Linked DNA regions of Mus musculus: regions 1 and 2 are each linked to region 3. A link is a contact called in ENCODE Hi-C or POLR2A ChIA-PET data. All regions are on one chromosome and are shown on one strand. Each heading gives the region's core, a stretch centred on a gene start or an enhancer-like site at or near the end of the contact. The rest is flanking DNA. Distances are from core to core; before and after follow the strand shown.

Region 1 (4,198 bases), core at 1,532-4,031, 33 kb before region 3:
TCCAAAATCCATAATAAAAGAAAGGAAAACCACAGTGGCCTTTCACAAACTCTTTCAGAGATAACACTGGTTGCTTATAAATTACAGCTTGTTTCACACACACACATGCACACACACACATACACACACACTCACACACATACACTCACACACATACACATACACACACACTCTCACACAAACACATACATACACACATACACACACACACACACACACATACACACACACATACACATACACACACACACACACATACACACACATACACACACACACACACACACACACACACACACACATCCTAGGAACTTACATTCCAGTTACTTTCTTACACAAAAAACCCACCCACTGATATTTTTCATCCCTGTCAGTCAAATGTGCGCACACACAGGCCAGACACAGGCATACTCCAATCTTACTGTGCACACCGACATAGTTTTTCACAGCCCAGTTTCTTTCTTACACACACATATACACACATACACAAGTGTGTGCCGTGACCCTTTTCATTCAACTTCTCCAAAGAGCTTCATGCATTTGCTGATATTTGATATATTAGTATATCTGGTTCTCATTGCATGAGCTTTTTCTGAGTTTTAGAACAAACTCTGTTTACCTCAGATAGGGGACAGACCTACGTAATAATCCCACAAAAATCCAACTTGGTGGAACAACAGGTTTATTGGGCTTTTTTACAGAGCACGGGTAAAGAATTATTTATAGGAGCATGGGTAACCCCAAAACTTCTGTATCACCCCAAAGTCTCACCCTATCATAGATGACATCTTCATGAATTCTGCATTGGAGTTGTCCTTTCAGTTAACCCTCACTTCCTATATCCTCTAACATCTACCAGGAGACACTGTGACTATGGCACTCCTGTAAGAGAAAGTATTCCACTGAGGCCTGCTTAATTTCAGAGGTTTAGTTCATTATCATCAGGGTAGGGACATAGTGGCACACAGGCAGACAGACAGACAGACAGACAAAGTTCTGGGGAAGTAACTGAAAGTTCTACACCCAGAACCACAGGCATCAGGAAGAAAGAGCCACTGGGCCTGGCTTGGGCGTTTGAATCCCCAAAGCCTACCTCCAGTGACATACTTCCTCCAGTAAGGCCACACCTACCCCAACAAGACTACACCCACTCCAACAAGGCCACACCTTCTAATTCTTCTCAAGTAGTAGCCTGATGACTAAGCATTCAAGTATATGAGCCTATGAGGGCCATTCTTATTCAAACCAGCACATTTCACTCCCTGGCCCCCTTAGGCTTGTAGCCATATCATAATGCAAAAATGCACTCAGTTCAACTTCAAAGGCCTTCATAGTCTATCACAGTCTCAACACTAAAGTCCAAAGTCAAAATCTCTTCTGAGACTCATGCAATCTCATAACTGTAGCCCTGTAAAGTCAAAATTAAAAAGCAGATCACATGCTCGCAACATACAATGCCAAAGCATACACATTATTTCCAAAAGTGGGGCTGGAGAAATGACTCAGCAGTTAGGAACACTGGATGTTCCTCTAGAGGACTGGGGTTCAATTCCCAGCACCCACATGGCAGCTTACAACTGCCTGTAACTCTAGTTCCAGGAGATCCATGCCTCCAGCCATGCATTTGGTGTACATATTTGTGCATGCAGGCAAAATATCCATACAAGCAAAAATAAATAAATCTTTAAAAATAAAAACACATTCCAAAAGGGAGAGAAAGGAGCACAATAAGAAAATCAATACTGGACCAAAGAACAAAGACGGAAAACAAGCAGGGCAAACTCTAAATTCTGCATCTCTGTGTCATTCAGATCTCCGAATCCTTTCAGCTTTGCTGACTGCCACGTACTTCTCTGTCTTGGGCTGGTTCCACACTCAGGCTGCAGCTACCCCACGACTCTAGTATCTCCAACATCTTGAAGTCTCCAACACAATCCTATCTTCACTTTACCCACTTCCCTCAACGGCCTCTCAGGATTTCTATGCAGGGATACAATACTCCTGTCAGAAAGCTCTTTGAATCCTTTCCTTTTGAGTCGCTATGGACACTTCATCACGTAAGCATGGCTGTGTAAATCATTTATCTGAGTGTGGGTTGCACACGCCTGTAATTACAGCACTTGGAAGGCTGAGTTAGGAAGATCAGAGTTCCAAACTCATCCTCTACTTACATAAAGAGTTTGAGGACTGCTGGATTACATGACATTCTGTCTCGAAACATCAACAAAAGGACTGGCATCTGGTGATCAACCTCAGCTCCTGTCCTCTCCTGGATGGGGTTTGGGACTGATCCTCTAATCCCGTTTAGCGTCTGCGATGATCAGCACCGACTCTGAAACTACCTTGAGTCTTGTCAGCCATCAATCAAGAGCAGTCAACAAGGTATTTATTACTTTGGAGATTCCAAGCATTTAAGTGCTGTAATGCAGATCACTGGAAGACACACTTATCATCATACATTTCACAGTTCTCTCACAATCACAGCACTTATTTCTCTCAGACTCTGTCTCCCTCTCTCACACCGAAAACTTACAGCCCAGTTCCTTTCACACACGCACGGGCCTGGCACACCCAAGCACAGACTTAGATCCGGACGCCCAGTCGTCTGAGCTTTCGTGCCCCCTAGATTCCACGCAACCGCCTGCCTACCTCCAGACAGAAAACACAGGGACCACGAGGATCTCCCCTGCCCGCAGCGCTCGGGCTCCCACTCCCTAACAAGCGCCCGCTAGCTGCCTTACCCAGACGCTGTCAACCGAGGAACGCTGGGAGGTTTCCTACAAGCTATGTGTGCGCAAGCGCAGCCTCTGCCAGCGACGACCTAAGAGCTTAATCTGAGAAAGGTGGGGCTGAAGGGGCGTGTACTCAGCGAAGTCTGCGATGAGAAGCGGGTACTACGGAGAACAGTTTCTTAGACTGAGGGTGAAGGCAAAGCTAAGCAGAGAAGAGCAAGGGTCTCAGAAGTTTGATGTGAGGGGCTGGGCTTAGATAGGAAGGTTCCCAGAAGAAACTGGAGTAAGGGGCGGGGCTTGGTGGAGAAGGGGCGTGTTCTCAGCAGAGTCCCTGGAGAGGGCGGTACTAAGTGGGTAAGGGGCGGGAGCTTATCCGTATTAGGTGAGGGGCGGGGTTATCAAGTAGGGCGGGTTCTCAGCTCTGTGTGAGGTGAGGTGAGGGCAGGGATTAGAGGAGGGGCGGGTTCTCAGAAGAATCCGAGGTGAGGGCGGGGCTTAGCAAGAACGGTTGGTCTCCGCCTCCGGAGGTGAGGGCGGAGCTTGGAGGAGAAGGGGCGGGTTCTCAGCGGCTCGTGTGAGGGCGGTGCTAAGCATTGAAGGAGTGGGTTCTCGGCAATCTGAAGGGGCGGGGCTTAGCCAGTAGGGCGGTTCTCCTCACAGTCAGAGGTGAAGGCGGGGCTTGAAGAAGGGGCGGGTTCTCAGCAGATTCTAGAGGGCGGGACTTAGTATAGAAGGGGCGGGTTCTCAGCAAAATCTAGAGGGCGGCGGGGCTTGAGGCGAAAGAGCAGGTTTTCAGCGTAGTGCATGGTGAGCCTGGCGCTAAGCAGAAAAGGGGAGGGTTTACAGCATTCTGAGATGAGGGGCAGGGCTTAGCAAGTAGGGAGGTTCTCCCCGCAGCCCGAGGTGAGGGCGGGGCTTGAAGGAGAAGGGGCGGCTTCTCAGAGGAGTCAGAGAAAAAGGGCAGAATTTGAGGAGAAAGGCACCATTTAAGACTGTTTGCAGAACGGATTGGAGCTGTGACAGTGTGTGGCTGAGTGCGTGATTATACAGAAGGGTTGCCCAGGATTCCTAGCCGTGTCGGTTAGGGCGAGTCTTGCGCCAGCTCTTTGTTAGGCTCCCCACCCTTTCGTGAGGCTTCCCTCACACTCTTTTGTGAGCCTCCTTGATGTCACTGTCCCTTACTTAACCAAGCTCGATCTTTATTGTTAGTTTTTGAGATTATAATTTTTGTAGAGGGAGATTTGAGGTGGTTAGCCCAGACTAACCTCCGAAATGGGTAACTCTTGATCTTTCTGTATCCATTCGTTTTCTTCCAAATTGAAATCAATGGTGTGAGCCCCCACGACGCAAGGCTTGGAAGTTTGATCTTTGCGGGAAAGCTTTGCTACAATAAAAACAGCCACTATTCTACATCTGATTGTCTCCTCCCTCCCACTCATGTTGATCACCTCTGGGATCAGCAAACC
Region 2 (4,164 bases), core at 1,092-3,591, 44 kb after region 3:
CAGTTGACAGAGTGAGATGGCCTGGCATGCACTAAGCCCCAGGTTTCCACATCCAACATAACATAAACTGGGCATGGGGGGCACATGCATACCCTAAGAGGTAAAACAAGGGCCGTATAGCGGACCAGAGAGGGGTGCAGGAGTTACGGTTACCTCTCTAAGAAGGTAGCCATAAGCTGACATCTGAATGTGAGCCACAGGGTACAGGGAAGACACTTTTCCAGGTACAGCCAAGGCCCTGTGCTAATGAAGCCCGGACTTGATGTGTAGAGAGATATAAGAAGGCTGTGTGTAGCCAGAAGTGGGAGGGGTTGGGATGGGGGTGGAACGTGCCCTTAATCCCAGCTAGGACTATACAGAGAAACCTCCCTCACACTTGGACATCCTACCCCACTACCCCCCATCTCCCCCTCCCACCCCCACCCTCTGGCAAAAGAAAAAAAATGGCTGTGTGCTAAGACAGAGTGAGGTGAGGAAGGCTTGTGGAACCAGATCAGGAAGGTGACAGTGAGCAGTTTCTGTGATAAGATATAACTGGGGGAAAGGTGAGAGGAACTGAGCAGGAGAGAGACTAATCAGACTTTCTACTTAACAAAATTTGGAGGTGGCTACACGGCATAAAAATGGCTTTGGTGACTGTGGAGAAAGCAAATGGTGTACTAGAGTCAGTCATTAGGCAGCTATCTCCAAAAAAATGTGGACAAAGTGCAGCCAGTAGGGACTAAGGAAACCTCTTTACCCATGTGTCCACAGGAGTCTCCATTCTGAATTTAAGAGCAGTGCCTGTGTAGCCCTGTCGTGGAAATCTATTTGTAAACCAGGCTAGACTTGACTTCACAGAGACTCACCTTCCTCTGTCTCCCATGGGCTACTGTGTGCTAGCATTAAAGGTGTCTGGCCTGAGGCCCTTCCCACTCCCCACCACTCCTCTACTGAAGCCTTCAAGCTACCTTGATAAGGAAGACACCCAACAGGTTCCACAGGTCAGGGTAGGATGCAACTTTCCCGCAGGACCATTCTTGGGCAGACACCAAGAAGCCAGGTTGCTTGCCTAGGGATAAAAGGAGTCTGGAGGGTGTGTGCACCACTGCTCAATCCAGAACCTCTGCTAGAGGTGAAAGACGGCCAAATTCCAAATGTAGACACTAAAACTCCTTTGGAATTCACCACTACAACCCTACCTGTACACAGGCCAACAACACAACAGCAAACCTCCACCGTCAGCACTACAACAAAGGCCAGACTCTACACCGCACTCAGTATGTCCCAGGCATTGTACAAGGCATTTCACCTGTATTATTTCACAGTCCGTTTAGCCTTTCCATCAACACTCTGATGAGCGCCATTTATCCCTTTGTACAGAAGGAAAAGTCTCATCCTTAACAGGTTCAGTTTCCCAGACTAGGCCATCACATCTCCTCCTCTAGAGGAGCCCGTTGCCACGGTAACAAATGAGATGAGGCACGATCAATCACACACTGGCACACACTCACAAAGCCATTGTCATCTGATGGCTCACTGTATCTCTAGACTTTGATAAATAACTTCATCAGCCTCTCTCTCTCACACACACACAAACACACCCGCCAACACTCTCACACCAGCACAGCTAGTGACATAGAGATACTCAGAACTGTGTGCCCACACCCTTGGGCCCCTCTAGCCTGCGGTGGCCTCCTTTCCCACTAGGACCTGTACAGTCACCTGTCCCTGGGCCCCACAGGCCGAGTGCCCTCAGACTATGATAAACAGCTCCATCAGTCTATCACACTCACACACAAGTACAACCGAGATGCTCAGAACTCTGTTCCTACATCCACTAGCGGCCCCTTGTAGTGTCTTCCTTTACACAGGGCACACTGGTCACATCACGCAGTTGGTGGTATTCGCACCTGTTTCTTGGGGCTCACAGGCCTAGTCGGTCTCTCCCTCTCCCTTCCCCCCTCCCACTTCCCTTCTCCCGCGCCCCCCTTCCACTTCTCTTCTCTCGCGCACACACATATACACACGTGGAGTCTCCTGAAGGATTCTCATACTGTGTTCACCCCACAACAAACAATATACGCCAAGCATACACGAAGCTTCAGGCGTGCACCCGAATCAACTCAGATCACCAGAGCGACCCACGCAAACAGGTCTCTGTCTCTCTCTGTCTCTCTGTCACACACACACACACACACACACACACACACACACACACACACACACACACACGCTATCAATCATTCCCACTGAAGGAAGGCTCGCAGTCACCAGACCCCCTCACCTGTCTCCCTGCTGCGTCCTCCGTCTCACAGCTGCCACAGAACTGCTAGCAACAGAGCTCCCGCGCCTGCGCACTCGCCTCCCAGACCCCCAGGGATCCCTTCAGGGCCTCTCCCCGGTCCCCCCGCCCCTCCAGAAGGACGCAGGCCAGTGCGGCCCCGCCCCCAGGGCTTCCCCCGGAGCGCGGAGCCACGCCCCCTGACACGCAACTAGACGCTGCAGTCGCAGAACCCCGGAGACAGCGCGAGGCCACGCCCTCAATAATTTGGTTGGCTATTCTGCCGACCCGTGTGCGCCCTCCTACGCTAAGCGCTTTTCTAAGGGGTTCGGCCAAGCTCCCGTTAGAGTCCATTCAGCATGCGTCCTTTCCGGGATGCTTCTCCTAGCGTTCCACACCTCGGACTCACTGGGCTTCCACGCGCCTTACGCCGTGCGCAACCGCGAGCTTGTACCGCCAACCTCAGGCTTTGGCAAGAGACTAAGGATATCCACGCCCAAAAGGGTGTTTCCATCCTCGTTGTCGCCTGTCTGGAGACCTTGTGACCCTCAGAGGAGAGGACAGAGTTTCTTCTGTGGCTGTTTAGAAAGCCATGGGGGAAACGATGGGCACGTGAGAAGAGGAGCGTTCCACCTTGGAGTCTGATTGAAGACTCTCCACAGCACAATTCAACACTTATAAGGCCGTACTCCCTCCCAAACTATAAACCTGAAATTTTCTAGGAACTCAGTATAAATCTCACGTAAAGGGGAAAGGCCTGCCCTAAACCTCTTGAGCAACCCTAATGATTTCTGGTCCTACCTTATCAAATTATAACTCCATTCAAGCCACTTCCGGAGTCACTTTACATCTCACCAAGTAGAAAGAGAATAGGGGTAATACTTGAGGAAACCCTAGGCTCAGTGAAGGACAAGGAATGACTCTCGGGTCGCACAGCAATCACCAGGATAAGGGTAGACTAGACACCAGACCCTGTTATGGCATCCCTTAGCAAGAACACAGTCATTGGTGTGTGCACAAGTGAAATGCTGTCAGCTGCACAATTCAGTATACCCAACCTGCGTATAAATATAAGTGCCTAGAGAAAGGGAAGTGACTCATTTAGATCTTCAGTCAAGACAGTGATGAGCGTCAACTGTGACATCTGAATGGTCATGTGGGAAACAACGGCACTACTGAGCAAACACAGCATTTCATTTCACCGATGGGAAAACTGAGGTTCCAAGCACATTGGACCTTACCTGAGGCCCCAGAAATAGGAAGTAGGAGGGAAGCACAGAGGTTAAGTTCTACACATCATTTCTCTAAAGGGGAAACCAAGAGACTGAGAGAGCCCCAGTCCAAGAATGGGGGTACAGGGTGGGAGGCTCCAAAGAAGAAGTGTGACTCAGATTCTCACAAGTCTTTCAAAACCTCCATCTATCCAGGAGAAACTATGATGTTACTACCAAAAGAGGCAGGGAATTCGTTATCTTGGAGACCAGAAAGGGTGAGACTAAAGGTTGCATTCATTTCCCAGTGAATGAAAACTAAAATAAAATAAAAAGGGAAGAACATGACTGTTCCTAGGTATGGTAGATGAGAAGGTTTATTGTAGATAAAGGGACACATAGTCAGAGGCACGGATGTCTGAGAGAGTCCAAAGTGAACATGACCCTAAGCAATATGAGGAGAGGGAGGAGGGGAGAGAAGAGGGCTAGACCAAGAGGCCAGGAGGCTAAAGAGAGTAGGTGAAAGGACCAGGTAACCAAAATGATTGGATTGCATAGGGAAGGAGAGCTGGGGGAAGGGTGGCCCAGCCCCTGGGCTGGAGAAGTTTAGGGTAGAGGGCAGAGTATGCCTGCCAGGAGGGCCCTGTAATAGGTACAAACTGAGAAAGGCAGGTAGAACCTGGTGGCCAG
Region 3 (3,908 bases), core at 653-3,152:
AGAAGAGCAACAGAGTCAACTAACCTGGACCCTTGGGGTCTGCCAGAGACTGAATCAACAAACAGAGAGCGAGCTTGGGTTGGACTTAGGCCCCTGCTCATATGTAGATGAGCGGCTTGGTCTTCATGCGGGTCCCCCAACAATTTGAGCAGGGGTTGTCCCTGAGCCTGCTGCCTGCCTGCCTGTGGATCCCTACCCCTACATCCCTGACAGCCTTATCTGGCCTCAGTGGGAGAAGATGTGCCTAGTCCAGCAGTGACTTGATGGGGGGGACGGGGAATTCATACCCAGAGAAGTGGTTTCTCCTCAAAAATGGGGAAGGTGGAATTGGGGGGCGGGCAACGGACTTGCGTGAAAGGAGTACTGAGAGGAGAGAAAGGGCTGATATTGGGTTGTAAAGAGAATAAATTTAATTAAAAAAAAAGAATATTATCCAAAATAGCCCCCCAACTTCTTTTTTTTTTCTAGCAGCCCCCCCCCCCCAATGGCTGACTTAACCTAGGGCTTCAAGCATTCTAGCTAGGCAGGAGCTCTATCATTGGGTTACAGCCCTAGCGCACTTCCTCCCCAGTCTATGTTGGTTCCATAAAGATGAAGATTTTGGTCAGGCGGGGTTCATTGTTGTGTCCATTTCAGAGTCTGACATACAGAAGGCGAGTAATGAATGATGCGTGAAAAGGTAAGGCAGAGAGAAGGTAAACAAACAAGGGAGAAAGAAACCCAGCAACGTGGGCCCTGAACCAGGAGATGACCAATTTTCATCCGCTGCTCTGGACAGGGCACCGGCCAGCTAGCACTGCGCATGCGTGCTCGAGCACAGCCCCCCCACCACCACCACCACCACCACAACTACCCCCACCCCCGACTCCTCGTCTAAGAGACCGAGGAGAGCAAGCAGCTCCTGCGCAGCCTGAGTGAGTTCTGGTTCTGACGACCGGAAGGGAAGAGACAGAATTCAGCGGAGATTCTAGGACCCCCGAAAGCCGCGCCCTAAAAGGCGTTCCCAGCATGCCTTACGCCGCTCCAGTCAAGCGCAGTACTCCACCTCCCAGAGGCCCTTGCGCGGAGTCGCTCCGCAGCCGCGCCTTTGTGAGCTCTACCGGCGCCGCGAGATCGAGCCCCGGCCCCGGCCAGATCTGCCTCGGCGCCGAGTGAGAGGTGACGAGGACTGAGGAGACGCTCGGTGAGGATCAAGGTACCGCGTGGGAGAAAGTGTAGTGGGTGCAGAGTGACCGTGCGAGACCACGCCACCGTATATGAGGGGCCTATTATGATTGTAAGGTTGCAACTATGTGAGACTGAGGCGGTGACAATGTATGTGACATTATAAGACAGCACCCCATAATGGGGGGAGCCTGTGACTGTGAGTATGGAGATACATGAAACAGAGAGAGAGGCTTGTGCCAGTGTGTGATAGCGCTAGGGGATGTGTGTGGGAACATGAGTGAGTGACTGTGGCTGAGCCTGTACACTGTGTGAGACTGAGGTGGTTATCATGTGTGTGACAGTATGAGACCACCCACTTGCATGAGGGGGGCCTGTGACTGAATACTCTGTGAGACTAAAAGACTGTGACAGTGTATGTGATTGTACCGGGGAGGGATCAGCTGAGTGACAGTGTTAGACTGGATCACTGTGTATTAAGGACTTCTGACTGTGAGACTAAATACTGTGTGAGACCGAGGCTGTGACATTGTGTGTGACAGATTGTGACAATATAAGGGATCATGTGGGAGAATGTGTCTGAAGACTCATATGACAGTGAGACCCCACACCGTGTGAGGGGGTCTGGTACTGCATACACTGTGTAAGACTGAAAGGCTGTGACAGTGTGGGTGACTGCACAGTGGAGGGTGTATTATATGTGAGCACTTTGGAGTGGGGATCTGAGTGGCAGTGTCAGACCACACCTTGTGTACGAGATGCCTGTGGCTGTGAGACTGAATACTGCTTGAAACTGAGGGGTTGTGACAGCGTGTTGACTGTATATGACAGCATGTGGGAGAATGTGTTTGGAAACCTATCTGACAGGGTTGAGACCAAGCCACTTTATTGTGAAGGCCTGAGGCTTGAGACTGTGCCAAGAGTACTGTCAGGGCCTGTGACAGTTTGTGAGACTGAATGCTGGCTATGACATAGAGTGAGAGGCTGGGACAATAGGTGTAGCACTATGAGACCATGTCACAGTGTTGAAGGGCCTATGATGGTGTATGAGACTGTGAGATCCCATAAGGATGTGTGTGAATACACAAGACTATGCCACCAGGTACAAGGGGGGTCTGTGACAATGTGGAATGTGGGGATAAAGACGCCATGAGGGGCTTTGAGGCTGCATTTGGGACTATGTGATATTATTACAGCAAGACTTTTGCTACCAGCTGGGATGGAGCCTGTGACAATGTATGGGCCCGAATAACAGTGTATAGGGCTATTTCATTGCATCTAAACAGTGTAACTGTTTGAGACAGACAGTGCTGGAAAATATGTGACAGTATGAGATATCATAGGGGGGGAAGGGCGGGGGGGGGCATTTGTAGGGTATCCTGATCCTGGTCCACTGTCTTCTAGATCACATGGTCCCTTTGCTACCCACTCTGTGCAAAGTAGCTTCACTTGATGGCCTACATCTCATCCTTATGGAAAGGGTGGAGATATACTTCCTTTTAACGTCATCTATACACTATAAATTCCAGTCTAGTTTCCAGTTTGGCACAGTTATTTTCTCAACTATTGCCTTGTGTATCTTCAATGATGTAAACCTTCATGTGTGAAAGGTGGAAGATTCTAATCTAATAATGCCAGTCTTAAATTGCTCAGACATAAGTGAAAGAGATAACTTAGACATAAAATATATGTTGAGTCCCAGAACTATACAGTACATAGGAAAAGCATTGTTAAATGTAGGGATACCTCAAATGCATGTCTGTGGAGGGAGGAGAAGGACAGAGGTGTGATGCTGGGGCTGCAGGATACACCTGGAACTTACAGTTTCCTGTTTCTGTCCACTTTACTTTCTTAGGACACCTCCCTGCTCCCAGAAACACAGCCATACATTCTTGAAGCTTTAACGCCATGTCCAAGGTAAGAAGCGTTTCTTTTTCCCTGGAATGCCACCTTATTTATCAGTCAGGCTAAACCACTTTGATTTCAGAAATTCAGCTGCCTGACAAAATCTCCTCTCTCCAGTGACTTGCTCTTGTTCTCCACTGCAACACAAGAGCTAGTCCCCCAAGACTAAGCTAAGAGCACCCTTTCCCCCGGCCAGCAAGGACGCAGTTCAGCCTCGCCTGTGGGTTCAGTGCTCTTAGGAACTCACTCTAAGAGGCAAAAATACATTTTTTTTGGTGGGATTATGTAAGCTCATATTGTGGGTATTAGAGGTGTAGATGTGTGTGGTAGCTTTTCTCTACAATCTCTGGTTTGAAAGGAAATAGGAGGGCTTTTGGGGGGTCCAGAGTTTGGGCATTTGGCAGAAACTCATGTTCAAGATGATTTTCAGAAATCCGATGTATCAAATTGGGGATGGTGCTGTTTTGTTTTCCAAGACAGGGTTTTTCTATGTAGCCCTGGCTGTCCTGGAACTCGATCTGTAGACCAAGCTGGCCTTGAACTCACAGAGATCTGTCTGCCTCTGCCTCCCAGATGCGTGCACTACGACCACCTAGCTCAAACCTTGATGGCTAAAGTGCATCTAGGCTCAGGCAGCGTTTTTCTTAGTCTGTCGGGAGCTTTGAAGAGTAATTGTTTATGAGAACAGTAATTTCTTCTTTTAGAGATAATCTGTTAGTAGCAGTGCACAGCTGATATACTGGGCAATCCCGCTAATTAATTAAATTGTTATGGGGAATGTATTGACATGGTGACTTACGTAGCCCAGGCTGGGGTTCAACTCATTCCAGCTAACCCTG

Evidence for each region. Hi-C counts contacts between places; a loop is a spot of excess contacts on that map. ChIA-PET counts read pairs that join two places held with the same protein, here RNA polymerase II (POLR2A).
Region 1: POLR2A ChIA-PET joins it to region 3 with 26 read pairs in embryonic stem cell. The contact joins the promoter of Zfp78 here to the promoter of Zfp583 in region 3. A Hi-C loop is called at or near these places in 2 of 37 maps with a recorded cell type or tissue (T-helper 2 cell and left cerebral cortex). POLR2A ChIA-PET finds 5 or more read pairs at or near these places in 3 of 5 experiments (all embryonic stem cell).
Region 2: a map of heart shows a loop between it and region 3 (5-fold over the local background). The contact joins the promoter of Zfp667 here to the promoter of Zfp583 in region 3. A Hi-C loop is called at or near these places in 11 of 37 maps with a recorded cell type or tissue (T-helper 17 cell, adrenal gland, gastrocnemius and 4 more). POLR2A ChIA-PET finds 5 or more read pairs at or near these places in 3 of 5 experiments (Patski and embryonic stem cell).

What each region holds. Positions count from the first base shown.
Region 1 is chr7:6,361,891-6,366,088 of GRCm38, reverse strand. It overlaps Zfp78 (zinc finger protein 78), which reads right to left and starts at 2,781. Exons shown (of 5, transcript NM_001025163.1): 1 at 2,742-2,781.
Region 2 is chr7:6,284,757-6,288,920 of GRCm38, reverse strand. Zfp667 (zinc finger protein 667) reads right to left here and starts at 2,341. Exons shown (of 5, transcript NM_001024928.2): 1 at 2,267-2,341.
Region 3 is chr7:6,328,428-6,332,335 of GRCm38, reverse strand. Zfp583 (zinc finger protein 583) reads left to right here and starts at 1,902. Exons shown (of 5, transcript NM_001033249.3): 1 at 1,902-2,266; 2 at 3,020-3,081. The coding sequence starts at 3,073.